Regions from separate parts of the Mus musculus genome. Here region 1 is linked to region 2. Evidence: chromatin contacts called from ENCODE POLR2A ChIA-PET data. All regions are on one chromosome and are shown on one strand. Each heading gives the region's core, a stretch centred on a gene start or an enhancer-like site at or near the end of the contact. The rest is flanking DNA. Distances are from core to core; before and after follow the strand shown. Region 1 holds the start of Smpd1 (sphingomyelin phosphodiesterase 1, acid lysosomal). Region 2 holds the start of Fam160a2 (family with sequence similarity 160, member A2).

Evidence for each region. ChIA-PET counts read pairs that join two places held with the same protein, here RNA polymerase II (POLR2A).
Region 1: POLR2A ChIA-PET joins it to region 2 with 12 read pairs in Patski. The contact joins the promoter of Smpd1 here to the promoter of Fam160a2 in region 2. POLR2A ChIA-PET finds 5 or more read pairs at or near these places in 2 of 5 experiments (Patski and embryonic stem cell).

Annotation. Positions count from the first base shown.
Region 1 is chr7:105,552,579-105,556,869 of GRCm38, reverse strand. Smpd1 (sphingomyelin phosphodiesterase 1, acid lysosomal) reads right to left here and starts at 2,510. Exons shown (of 6, transcript NM_011421.2): 1 at 2,033-2,510; 2 at 876-1,648; 3 at 192-363. The coding sequence starts at 2,338. Gm39063 (a long non-coding RNA gene) reads left to right here and starts at 2,509. Exons shown (of 3, transcript XR_869857.2): 1 at 2,509-2,768.
Region 2 is chr7:105,398,708-105,403,245 of GRCm38, reverse strand. It overlaps Fam160a2 (family with sequence similarity 160, member A2), which reads left to right and starts at 3,192. Exons shown (of 12, transcript NM_199009.3): 1 at 3,192-3,362. It also overlaps a transcript of Cnga4 not described here.

The sequences.
Region 1 (4,291 bases), core at 1,261-3,760, 150 kb before region 2:
CTTGGGTAGAGTGACAGAAGATTGAGTATACGAAGGACACAGGAAGGTGAACATGGACCCAGGGAAGACAGTAGTTCTAGGAAGTGAAGCGACACTCCCCTCTTCACAGATCTCAGCCCCACACACAGCAGCCTGCTTCTCCTCAGCCCCAACAGCACCTTCTCCACCCGGTTCATAACGCATCCCCTTACTTTGTCTCCTCGATTCTCAGCAGCCTGAAGCTCCTCCACCAGCCACTGGAGTTGTCCAGCAGGATCTGTGGAGTTGATCAAGAGCCAAAAGTTCTCACGGGAACAAAAATTCATATTGAGAGAGATGAGGCGGAGGCCAGGGCGTGGGGTGAGGGCATAGAAGCCCCCAATTCTGAAACAAAAGTAACCGAGATGTCAATAGTCCTGCACATCAGGCAGAGGTACACATGATGTCATCTCCCACCCCCAGGAGCTCCCACCCTAGCTGAAGACCAACAGCAGTAATTATAGGGCTCCTCTGACAGTAAAGAAGCCTCAGAGGGTTGAGAGCTTCATGAATTCAGGACAAAGAGTGAGGTGAGTCAGAAAGCAAAGGCCTTTCTGTCGGGAGATGTTATAGGCCTGGCCACGTTGAGAAAAAAATGGGAGATATTAAAGAGGGAGGGAGAATTCATTTTACAAAGAGAGCTACTGTAGGCAAAGACACAAGCTAGGGAGTGGGGATGTACTGCTAGCTCTGAAAAGAGGGTGGCTGGAGATAATTAAAGGGAAGGCAGGGTCAGGTTAGGGAGGGCAGTAGAGAGTGCTGAGGACACCTGCTGGAGTAGTCTACCCAGTTCCCTCCTCCTTTCTCCCTCATCCATCTTTCTTCTTCCTTCCTGGGTTTCCACCGACAGTAAGTACCTTAGGGTGTGAAGGGCATCAGCTGGTAACCAGGGTTCCCATGCCTTGGCCATGGCTTCATAGAGCCATTGTGAAGATTGGTTTCCCTTTATGAAGGGAGGAGGGAAGCCATTGACAGGAGTGCTCTCATGGTTGCCCACAGCAGGGTACACTGGCACTGGGCCCAAGAACTTCCTCACGAGGTCTGTGATGGTGGTCAGGGCCCTCAGCTGATCTTGGCGAGACTGTTGCCAGACATCATGGGCAGGGATATCTCCCGTCCAGTACACCATTTCAAAAGGGCCGGCAGGGCCCAGTCCTTTCAACAGGCTTTCTAGCGTTCGCAAGGGCAGGTCACACTTGCTGTACTCGCCCCAGAACCCAGCCCCCTTCTGGGAGTTGGGTGGCCATCCGGACCCCCGGCGGCAGCAAAGTGGATCTGCACAGTAAGGGTCTGTGCCCTCCAGGTACTCATGGTCCCAGTGTAGATCAGTAAGGAAGAGGACACGGCTGACAGGGGCACCGGGGGCTGGTGGGCTCGGTGGCTTTGGGGGTGGCTTCGGCACTGATGGCAAAGAGATGTTCCAAGTCGAAAAGATGTCCCAGTGTCCACAAGAGGAGCCCAGAAGCAAGCCACAAGCCTCTGATGGGCTCAGAACTGAACGTGTCCACACCTCCACCACATCGTCCTCAAAGAGATGGACGGCTGACTGGCACACATCTAGTGGTGCTATGTTCAGCATCTTGCATATCTTGATGGCCACAGAGCCTACCCGTGCCACATTGGGCTCCTTCTGTGGTGGAAGGAACCAATGAAGTTAGGTCAGAGACAGAACAAGTGAACCCTGGCCACCACTCCACAGGCTTCCATGTCTAAATCGGAGCTAGGATAACTCTGTCACCATGATAAAGAGACATCAGTATCTCCCACACACTGCCCAGCAGTTCAGCACCAGGCCTCTAGCTACCTACTCTAGCTCAGGGTGTGCTACCATTTCAAGCCCACAATTAGCCAGCTGACTTTACTCTCCCTAACTTTATAAAGGTCACAGTGGGGTAGTGGTAACATGGATGCATAGGAAGCACCCTCTACCAGAAATATATTGCCCCCTCCCCCGGGCATACCAGTGCACTTCATCCTGCCCCCAGCATTCCACAACAGCCCTTCACGCACTCACCTTCAGCCCATGGTTGAGAGCAGTGAATAAGACTTTGCAGGCGGGGCAAGTGAGGTTCTGCCACCCAAAGGCACTCTGGAGCGGCGGCGCTATGGCACTGAATTTGACAGAATGGCCTTCAGAAGGAAGAGGATAAGCTCTGGCAGGAACCCAAAGAACCGTGGAGTCAAACAGAGCCAGAACCAGCGCCAAGCCCAGCCCCATCCAAAGGAGTCCCACTCTGGGTGCCGGTAAGGACCTCTCCAGTCTCTGCTCCCAGCCGGCTCTGAGGTGGTCCTGGCCGGATGATGCTCTGTGGTGGGGCATTGCCAGGCTCGTAGACAGGACTGGCTTGCCCCTCCAGGCCCCACAGGCCGAAGCCCTGGCTGGCCCTCGGGGCCCGGGTAACGCTGGAGACACCTGATTACCCTTCGTTGTGGTTGACTGATAGCTCAGCAGCCAGCCACAAAACAGCTCCTCCCCTTCCTGTTCCTCTTATGGCCCAGCAACTGTGGGGGAGCGGCTGTCAAAACCTTGGGGGCGGAGCAAAAGGGGGCTCGCCAACCCGCCCTGATCCGCCTTCTTCAGCCACAGCCCAATCACCCCGGGCGGTCTTAGGACCCGCGGGGTTGGGGTGGGTAGGTGACCTCGGTAGAGACAAGCTTCACCACCCTGAGCCATTGCTGCGCGAGGCTGCGGGCGGCGGCCCCGATAATTTCTGCCCAGAACTGATGGAAGCCCTTTAGGGAACTCCCAGGTGCCCCTCTCTTCCACCCCCCCTCCCCGCTTTTTTTTTTTTTTTTTTTTTTTAAACATTCAGATTCCTAGAATAGATGCCCGGCTCAGCTGGTCATTAAACTGAGAAGATTAACTAGAGAGGGCTGGGGCAGCGATGCTTGCATTGAGCGGATTGACCTGCCATGGACGGTCCTCCCCTCGATTTCCTATGCTCTGCCACCATTACAGCAGCCTTGAATCACTTAAGGTTTTGTTAATGTGTCTTTCTTTTAATTTAAAATTTTGCATTATTATTTATTTATGTGTATGGGTATTTTGTATGTGTGTGCACCACGTGCGTGGTGCCTGCTGGAGGCCGGAAGAGGATCCACCTGGACTGGAGTTATAGATGTATTGAGGTCGCCACGCCCGTGCTGCGTGCTGGGAATTCTACCCAGGTCCCAACACTATTAGGTGTGGGACCTGCCCTGGAGCCTGGTCAACCTACCAGGGGTCGTCATATCCTTAAAAAGAAAACTGCCTCTTCTAGGAGCTCTCCGATGCCAATACGCCTTAGCTAGGAGTGAGCCTTTGGAATTTTGTCTCGCTTGAACATCCTGTGCGTGCTGTCACAATCATGGCGATTTCACTGCATGCAACTTCCCTGTCGTGCCAGAAAAGTTTCCTTTAGTCACCCGCTGCCTCTGGCTCTTCCAGTCTTTCAGTCCCACTTTCAATCACTTAGCCTTGTAAGGAGAGGTGTGATATAGACCCCATTTAGGGAGGATCACTTCGAAGTCTCTTGTTCTCTGATGATCATTTGTAGGTGTCTGTGTTTAACTCTCTCCTGCTTCAAGAAGCTTCACTGGTGAGGACTGCTAAGTGCTCTGATCTACGGGTACACTAAAGTCATTTAAATACTGTGCCTATTAGCAGAATAATAGTAGTAGGTTCTCTGCCCCGCTATGGGGGTTATGACCTATCTAGCCACAGGCCCTTACACTGATAATGGTGCCAGGTATGGGTTACATCTCATCTCTCAAAGGTCTTCTTAAGTGTTTTTAATCCTATTTTATCTGTTGTTGTTTGTTTGTTTTGTTTTTGAGACAGGATCTCACTATGTCTTGCCCCAGGATCCACAGTTCGGGAGCCAGCCAATCTTCTAACAAAGCTTTAATTCAGAATTCTCAGGATAGAAGGGACTTTTGGCTTTGTTTATTTATTTATTTTTATTTTTTCAAGACAGGGTTTCTCTGTATAGCCCTGGCTGTCCTGGAACTAACTTTGTAGACCAGGCTGGCCTCGAACTCAGAAATCCACCAGCCTCTGCCTCCTAAGTGCTGGGATTAAAGGCGTGCCACCACTGCCCGGCTCATTTCCTCCTTTTTAATAGAGAAAGAGTTGGGTATACTCCTGTAACCCCAGCACCTGGGAGGTAGAAATAAGAGAATCAGACATTCAAGGCCACCCTTAGCTACAAAGTGAATTTGAGAAGTTTGAGTCTACCCTGGACTGCTATGAAGCCATACCTCAAAAAATTAAAAAGAGGAATTATATCCACAG
Region 2 (4,538 bases), core at 1,943-4,442:
AGAGGCAGAGGCAGAGGCATTTTTTCGAGTTCAAGGCCAAGCCTGGTCTACAGAGTGAATTCCCAGACAGCTAGGGCTGTTACACAGAGAAACCCTGTCTTAAAACTCCAAACCAAACCAAACCAAACCAACTAACCACCACCACCACCACCACCACCACCACCACCAAAAAAGCATTCAATTGGGGGCTTCTTTACAGTTTTAGAAGTTTGGTCCATGGTCAGGAGCATGGTGCCAGTAATGCCATAATGGCAGGTATGTTGCAGGAGTAGTTGTTGAGAGTTATATCCTTACCCATAGGCAGGGGTCGAGGGGGGAAGAGAGAGTGCAAGCCTAGGGCTTTTGAAGCCTCAAGGCCTACCCATAGTGATACAACAAGGCCACACCTTCCAATCTTTCTAATCATTTCAAAGAGTTCCACACCCTGGTGACTAAGCATTCAAATATATGAGCCTATGGGGGCCATTCTTATTCAAACCACCGCAGTCCCCTTCAACCCAGTGTATCAGCACCTTTATCTTCTCCCACCTACTCTTCTCCCCCACCCCAAACGCCCATTTCTGTCCTCTCAGCCAAACACCTGGGACCAATATTTAGTATTATGTAATTCAGATATTTTAAAAAATGACTGCAAATTTTTTGATGTTTGTCACTTGTGACTATCAGCAAATAGAGCATACTAAGCGTGATGTTTTGTGACATCTAAGGTTAGACTATCAAAGATGTTGCTACTTTCTGGGTAGCTTGGTATGCATATTGTGATTGCTGCCTCTCAGGATCCTGCTCTCTTTGATCCTGTCTATCACACTGTGAGAAACTTGAGAAGTCTGAGCTGAGTTCAGCCTTTCACTTGTTCCAGCCCAGCACTGTACATGCAATTGAAGAAGCCTTTAGGTGATTCTAATGATGGCTCAAGCCACTCCCACATTTGAATTTCCTAGATGCTCATGGGATAGAAATAAACCACTTCTGCTGCATCTCATTGGAATCACAGAATAACAAGCCGTCTGCTTTATGCCACTAATTTGGAGTGATTTGTTACTTAGTACTGTGGTTTGAGTCTTAAAGGTACCCCACAGGCTATGTTCTGAGGTCTTGGTCAATAGGTTCTGGCACAATTGGGGGATGGTAAAACTTTTAGGAAGGGGCAGGTAGCATGCCAATGAGGTATGCCCTTGAGAATGTTGGGGTTCTAACATTTTTCTATCTTACCCTTTACTTCTAGGATGGCACGAGGTAAACAGCCTCCGCTGCCATATACTCTGTGGCATGATCTACTTCCTCACCACTGTTCCAAAGGCAAGCATGGCAGAAATTTCTGAATCAAGATAAACTTTTTTTTTTTCTGTTATTAATCTCATTTTGGAACAGTGATGGACAGCTGACTAATACAGCCAACATAGTAACTACCACTATCACTGGAACAACAGTAATAGAGAAATCTATAGTTTGATATATTTTCACAAATTGAACTTACCCAGCTCAGTACTTGGCTCAAGAAGCAGAACTATTATAAGCTTGAGGAGTCACTCTTCTTCTTTCTAGTCACTGTCACTCCCACCTCTCATAACAATGCCTCAGCTCTGGAAATTTGTGAGTATGCCCTTGAGTGGTGTGTGTGTGTGTGTGTGTGTGCTTGTGGAGGCCTGAGACTGATGGAAGGAATCACACTTGTTTGTTCTTCCATCTGATTTAATGAGACAGGTTCTCTCAATAAAACAGAGTCACCTTTCAAGGACAGATCCCGGTGGATCACAACACCCACCCGGTATTTATGTAGATTCTGGGGAATTTGAACTCTGGCTGTCACGTTTGCTCAGCCAGTGCTTTAACCAGGATGGTATCTCTCTGGTTCCCTTTGATGGTTTTTAATTTATACAGGATGTCAATATTTAATCCTTTCCCTTCCCTTTACCCAAGTCTCAAACCCTTCCCAGTGTCCACAAACTCCCTTTTCTACATCCTTTTGATCCTATTTTGGGCTTTGCTTTTGAATGACCATTTGCAAAGGTGCCCTGTCCACCTGACTATGTATAAAATTCCAAGACTATAATATAAACTAACACGGTCAACTAGTCCCGCAGTATTATATATTCCGTTTTCATTCTCATCTGATCTTTGCTTTGCATGCTCCCAGCTCCAGGTGTTCTCCGGGTCTTGACCATTCTGCCTTGCCTTGGGATAGCTAATTCTTTAGGGTGAAATTTTTATTTCTTTCTTCTTTATGGATACTTTTAATTTGAACCAGTTTTAGAATCACAGAAAAGTCACAAAAACAACACACAAAGCTGTAAACTCCTTACCCATGCCCCCCTGTCATCCATCATATTATGTAATCACAGAATGATCACAATCAGGTAACACTGATAGAATCAACTACAGATTTTATCGGAAACTGCTAATTCTCTTAGTGTTTCTCACTCTTGTTTCAGCCAGCATTTCTCCCTGAAGCCATCTCTCAGCTCTTTCATCCTCTATGAACAGGGATCATGCTAAGTGCTGCTTCTAGACGCTTTTCCTTTCGCAGCCCTAAGACTGAGACAGGTTCTAACGGATCAGGAATCCAGGCTGTCATGTAGGAACTTATTCCACGTTCTACGAGGTCACGGAAGCTTCGGGAGAGCTAGGAAGAGGCGGTCTTCACGGGTAGGAAGGTAGAATCCAACCGGCGTGCATAAGTCTGGTGGAAACAAACTAGCTTGGTAGCAAACAGCCTGGTCTAGGAGAGCTTTCTACAGCCCTGCCCACAGACTGGCCCTTGGCCTATCCTTTAGGAAAAGCCCTGCCCACTTGACGCTATAAGCACCGCCCAGGGCCTGTGTTCCCGCCCCCTCGTCCTCGCCCTCTATCTCTCCCAGTGCCTTCCAAAGCCTACTCTTTCCTAGCCTCAGAAGCTTGTCCCTCCCTTAGAGCAGCCTTCTGCCCTCCGGTTCGAATTTCTCTCCTCTGTCCCCGCCTCTTCTCAGTCGTCCCCTATAAAACGCCAGAATCCTCAGAAGGGCGGAGTCTGCGGGTCGAGGGGGCGGGGCCTGAGAGTGTGGAGCCGCTCCTTTCTTGGAATGCGGACGGAGACCCCGCCCCTGCGCTCGGCCGTTGCCAGGAAACGGGCGTCGACGCTCTGGCTGGGGCCTGGCCGGACCAATGAGCTGGCACGCCGCTGCCCAGCCGTGCGTCACTGGGCGGTTGCGTGAGGTGCGCGGGGGCGCGGGCTGCGTGTGGCGCGGGGCGGGGCGCGGCTGGTTCGCCTGAGGAGCGATGGCGGCGGCCTGAACTCACCTAGCCCGGCCGCCGACAGGCCCGGGCAGGGCGGCGTGGTGCAAGTGAAAGAGACGCGTGGGCCGCGGCGCGCGCAGAGGCGCAAGGTGCCGAGGGGATTCGGGATGACGGCACCGGGTTTGGAATTGAAGGGACAGGGTGAAGGGTTGGCAGGTGGTGAGGGGCTGCGAACATCTGAGGTAGGGGGGCAGGGGACAGCCTAGGTGCTGTGCACCAGGAAGAAGCCCGCTGGAGGGGATCCTGGGCCCAGCTCCGAAGGGCCCAGTTGAAGGAACTCATAACCACCGTTTGCAAAGGGTGTGGGTTCGCTGAGCTTGGAAAGGTGAGGGACGTCCTGGGACAAGAGTTGAGGGGGTAAGGCCTGTGCGGGGATGGGGAGCGTTAAAGGCCAAGGCGGGAACCAGCGGGGGATGGCTGTGCCTTGGTGTAGCAGTTGAAAGCAGGGCAGAGGAGGAAAGGGGCTTGAGGGTTATGAGACTTGCATGAGAGCTGAGGTTGGTTGTGGGGCCTCCTTGGATGCCCTGTCCAGGGAGAGCAATAGTTTACGATCAAGTAAAGTACAGGCGCAAGTGTTGTGCACTTGGCCGCCCTGTGCCCATAGATATGTTAGAGAGTGAGAGAGGAGGAAAAAAAAAAAAACCCCAGAACCACAATAACAAACCCCAAACACCACACACAAAACAGCATCATAAGCAACAGTAACTGTGATAAGGAAAATGTTTGAGGTTTAGTCATCTACAGAGTAATAATGGAACCACAGTTTCCTCAGGTTCTGCTTTTGTAAGGCAGACTTTAAAATGAGGCCATCAGGAAGTTTGTTTTTGTGTTTTGAGAGGTGGAGAGAGAGAACTACCCATATTTTCTCTCTGCCTGCTTCTGGGCACCCTTACTACATTCCTCCTTCCCTGTTGCTGTCATCTGTATTGGACGAGCAGTTGCTTTCATGGAAGTCACATGGCTTGTTATATGCAGCACTGTGTTTAGGTTTGCTCTTCTTAGGAGTTTGAAAAGCAGGAACAAAAAACCCATGACTTTGTGGAAGCAAATTTTTGTACAGTAAATGCTTATACTTTAAGTGTACATGTTTTGACATATGTGCATATTTGTGAAATCAAGATGCCAAACACTTAGACCACCTGAAAAGTTTTCTCTATTTTACAGCTCATATTTCCCTCTGTATCCTATAATTAAGTTCATTTTATTTGTATTTTATAAGTCCATCTCCTTATCCACACAGACATGAATTTGGGGAAGTTAGTCTC